2 separate regions of the Mus musculus genome follow, and region 2 is linked to region 1. A link is a loop called in an ENCODE intact Hi-C map of the cell type or tissue named here. Cell type or tissue: left cerebral cortex. All regions are shown on one strand.

Evidence for each region. Peaks named below come from ENCODE experiments on the same cell type or tissue, not always from the same donor. Only the 100,000 strongest peaks of a DNase experiment are listed, where the experiment ranks them.
Region 2: a loop joins it to region 1, with 6 times the contacts of the local background. A loop is called at or near these places in 6 of 42 quality-filtered maps.

The regions. Positions count from the first base shown.
Region 1 is chr14:13,197,173-13,199,672 of GRCm38, forward strand. The region is part of intron 2 of Gm5087 (predicted gene 5087); the gene reads right to left. Among named protein-coding and RNA genes, the nearest start is that of Gm5087, 86 kb to the right of the region's middle. In left cerebral cortex, a CTCF peak has its summit at 1,524 (motif pointing left); a DNase peak (open chromatin) is centred at 1,509.
Region 2 is chr14:12,823,508-12,826,007 of GRCm38, forward strand. No RefSeq gene overlaps it. Among named protein-coding and RNA genes, the nearest start is that of Cadps, 1.7 kb to the left of the region's middle. In left cerebral cortex, a CTCF peak has its summit at 1,438; a DNase peak (open chromatin) is centred at 256; H3K4me3 peaks cover 240 bases; H3K27ac peaks cover 373 bases.

The DNA.
Region 1 (2,500 bases):
ATACAGACATTCAGATATGTAAAGGCTTCCTTTGGCTTTACTCCAGTGTGTGTAGGGTGGAGCACTTATGTGCAATATTATTTTCTACATATATGGTATAAAATAAACTATTAAGAGTTCATTTAAAAGAAGCTTATTTATTTACCATAGTAATTTCTTTAAAAAGTTAAAGACTCAATTTCTCCTTGTCCTAAACAGTGTTTAGAAAACAGTGACCAGGTGTGTCTCTATGTCTTTATGACAGGCCATTCCCATCTGGTGAACATAAACACACACACACACACACACACACACACACACACACACACACACTGGCCTAAGGCTCTGAAGAGAGGCAGAGTGGGGGTGAACTGTGCCCCCTCTAGGCACCATCCTCTAGGCACTGGGCTATTGACAGGACTGAAATGAGATTGCTTTCTGGCCACCTTTGGGGACACCCCTGAGTCAATATTCCATATTCATTAACTGAGGAACAGCTGGTGAAAGCAAAGCCGTTCACAGAAGGCCACTCTTTGCTTGCTAAGTCAATACTCCTGCTTCGATGGCTCTGCTAAGAGTCACCCTTGGCTTCCTCCTAAATGTCCTCCTGAGTCGTCTAGTTCTACTGTGTGGCCTGGGATTTGGGTTTGATCTCCAGGTGTATGAAGGAACATATAGAAAAGCCTGGTCACTCAGACCAATGAAGGTCCTTCTGAAATCCCAGAGGGATTTGTTTTACAGTCTTTTCTTGTCTTGTCTTATCTTATCTTTTCCTTTCCCTTTTTTCTTCTTCCTTCTTCTCTTTCTCTCCCTCTCTCCCTTTCTCTCTTTCTTTCTCTGTCCCTTCCTTCCTCTCTTCCTTCTTCCTTCCCTACCTTCCCCTTGTAGCTCTCTTGTCTTGTGCTTTTCTCTCCCATTCCTCCCACCCCACATTCCCCTTTCAACCATTTTTTACTGTTCTTTCTCCTTGTCTTCATCTCTTCAAACTCTTTCTTTTTATTGTTTCATCTGATGACGATTTTCTGGATGATCTACCAGTTTACTTCAGAGTTCTCATAGATGAGAAAACAGTTTGCTTCAATCTGAAGAAATAATTAAAATGCCAGGCTAGGGGCTAGCTTTGCTGATGACCTTGGAGAAACCTGTACACCTGTTTCTCAGGCTTGTGCACATTTGTAAACAGTCTTCAAAAAAGCCATGTTTGGCATGGATAAATTACTCCTTGAAGTAATTTTACCATCTCCCTCTAACCTCCAAGTTATTAAATGCAGACAGTTCCTATGTATGTTACCCTAACAATCTGATTAAGTGTATGCCACAGATGTGGAAATCATTTTCCTTTGTCTTTCTCTTGCTCTCAGAGGTTGACTTAGGTAGTTCTAAATTTTATCCCTGAGTCATGGACTTCCCTGGAATAAATTTAGTTCTAAAATGAACCACATTTTCCTTTCCTGTACTACAGAGAAAGCATTCATGACAGGACCTTTAAAAGGTTTGCTAGTGTGTCTGCTAACTACTGTTTACACATTCTTAGGGTGCCCCCTTCTGTTTCCTGATAGTAGTGGTGTAGCTCATTTTAGGTTGCAAGTTTGAATGCAGTTGTTCTTTCTCAACTGTGTAAAGGAGTAGTACTCACATCTTCTTTAGCTGGCCAGGGATCCCATGGAAGCCAACGGTGTCTAGATGACCTGATGCAGCCCACTGGTCAAGAAGCTTAACAAGGGTAAGCTTCATTCCATAATAACTTTCTAACAAATTAGTCTTATCTATGAATCTCTAAGATGGAAGATGATTATTGTGATCCCCTAGCTACAGATGAGAAATAAGTTAATTTTGTCAGTGATATGCATGTCTTCTTAAATGAGAATATGGAGCCTGCCTGGCCCCACCCTGTCCCTTCCAGGTATGGTAGGCTTTTTGTTTTGTTTTGTTTTGTTTTGTTTTGTTTTGTTTTGTTTTGTTTTCTCTCCTTCAAGGCTCTTTGACGGTAAGCAGCTGAAACCAAGTATACTTAACCTGAGCAAGAGGAGTGAAACCATTATGAGATTCAGGGACTCTTTTGGAACTCAGATACCATGATGCTTTATAGAAAAGATAAGAGCCGAGCCTCCAGAACCAACATCCTCATCTTCTTGTCTGCCAATAGGATGTCCCTGCTTAGTGAGCAAGTTCTAAGTCAGCTTGTTTGAAACCTTGGGAACCCCCTGGGACCATAATTCTATCATTCTTTCTCCTGTTTGTTTGTTTGTTTGTTTGTTTGTTTTTTCAGGTGACCCATATAGATGGCCTTACTCTGAGAGAGGTGACTGGATTGCAGGAGGTGTGGTGTGAATCTGTAGAGACACAAAATCAATTGGGCAGGCTGTTGGTGGAAAGTTTTTAGGCAGATGACCCAGCAGCTGACACTTGAGTTACCTGCACAGTGGTGGCAGCCAAGGTCCTTGAATTAAGCCTTGGGTAGAGAAGCTTGAACAGCAGACATCCCAGTCCTTCTTTCTAGGAAGCTCTGCCAAGATGATGC
Region 2 (2,500 bases), 370 kb before region 1:
CAGTGGGAAGGGGAGGCAGTGTGTGTTTTTTTTTTTTTTTCCATCTGTGTAAACCTCTATTCCAACAATCAATACCACTGTAAAATACAAATGCATCAAATCAGAGTGAATTAATGTATGGATCATGAAGTTCGGCTATTTAAGTAGAAATCAAACGTCCCCAACTCCAAGTCAGTGAAGCTTTTTTCAGTCTCTAGAAGTCCGTGTATTTTCTGCTGAACCTTGCCAGGTTTCTGGCTGTTCAGCCCTTCCTTCCTCCATGAAGATCTGAGGGAAGGAACAGGAACCACACACACCAAATCAGACACCCCCCAAACTCGGCAGCAGCAATTTCGAATTTACTGTCTCTGTTACACTGTCTTTACTTTGAGTTGTGGAATTGTCATTATTAATATAAATGATGTCATTATTAATACAGATGATGCCTTTATTCTGGAATCCTTCCTTTCTTAAGCCAACAGGGACCAGAAGGCACGGGGGAGCTGGCCAGCGTGCTGAACCTAACCAGAGAATTTAGATGCATCAGAAAACCAGTTAAAGACCTAGTCTTCAGCTTGTATGCTCGCATATTTTCTAATTCCCTTATCAGCTGCTTTTTATAAATGAGTAGCATGACTTTAAATTTTAAATAACAACTGTTGTTCTGTGTTTTACAATCTACCACGAGTTTTACTATAAGCTTTCTGGTAAACCTGATTAAATATGTGAATGAACTCAAAGCAAAATGTATCTGTACTTCACTCCAAAAATTTCTCTTCATTTTTTGAATTAAGTAATATATTCACTGCTAGTATTTGGTTTTTATCATACATAAAAGATAAAGCTTTTATGGCCTTTATTTTTTAATGGCCCACTTTTTAAAATTCATTTAACATTTTAAAATTGAACAGTGTGAAAACTTTGACAGTCTACCAGTTCTATTAAACTCTTCTGAGGAAATAAAACATGTTTACCAGTTTGTCTGGAGCAGAAAACTATGGTAATCCAGTCAGTGGATCAACAGCTGTTAGTAAGCTTTTTGTTGTTGTTGTTGTTGTTTTGGTTTTTTTTTTGTTTTTTGGTTTTTGGTTTTTGGTTGTTTTTTTTTTTTTTTGTTAATGAACTGCTCTAAGTGCTTCTGGACATGGAACATTCAGAAGATTCTCACAAGAGTATATTCTCCTTTGGGAGACACAAAGAAGTGCGGCACGTTTATTTCGAACATAATGTCAACAAATCTAGGTTTGTAAATGGAAAAAGGTTCTCATGAATAAAGCAAATTGGGATATAGTGAACTATATTATCAAATAAGAGAATGAAACTTTCAAGAGGGAACATGGGGAATGGATATTGTAGGTTGAAGTGGTGACTCAGAGAGATGTAATGACAGGACACAGGAAGAAAAGTACAGAGCTTTGTAGAGCTCCCCTATGGGTGAGTGAAGAGGACAAAGAAAGCTGGATTATAATGCATTTGACCATACAGAGAGACTGCGCTTAGCATATAAAGAGGTTGTTTAGGGAGAAGGAACTAATTTGAGGAAAGTGTGCTAAGACCAGACAGAGATCATTAATTGATCAAATATGTTCCCTGTAACAGTTTGTACATTTAATTATTACACAGTGAAGACAGTGATGTGAATTCTGTCTGTATATCTATTTACACTTCATGAAATGATGTAATAAGATTTTGCTTGGTTTTATACTTTTGCAGATTTTGGGGGATTGTTATTTATTCCAAATAGTCCTTAATGTAGAAATGCAATATCCACCTTTTATTAAAGATAGAAATCTACAGTTTAGATAGTGTCTTAGTTAGGGTTTTACTGCTGTGAAGAGATATCATGACCAAGACAACTTATACAAAGGAAAACCCTGAAATGGGACTGACTTACAAGTTCTGTGATTCAGATCATTATCATCATGGCAGGAAGCATGGCAGTGTCCAGCTAGGCAGGCATGGTGAGAGAGGAGCTGAGAGTTCTGTATTTTGTTCTTAAGGCAAACAGAAGAAACTAGCTCATGGGCAGCTAGGAGGAGGGTCTCAAAGCCCACCCCACAGTGACACACTTCTTCCAACAAGGCCACAACTACTCCAACAAGGCCATACCTCTTAATAGTGCCACACCCTGGGCCAAGCATATTCAAACTACCACCTGGCTCCCATAGGATTGTTCAAACATATAGTGGGACATAGCTAGCTATAGCATAATGCAAAAATATATTTGGATCAAATTCAAAAGTCCCACAATCTATAGCAGTCTCAATAATGTTAAAAATACAATGTTCAAAGTCTTTTCTAAGAGTCTTCCAATCATTTAACTGTAATCCTCTAAAAATCAAAATCAGAAATCAGATAGCATGCTTCCATTATCATAGGCTATACACTATCATTCAAAACTTCCTAGTAAGTAAATTCTGGACCAAACAAGACGGAAAAGCAGCTGGGCAAACTCCAAATTTTGCATCTCCATATCTGATATCTCATATCTGATATCTTCATATCTTCAACTCCTTTCATC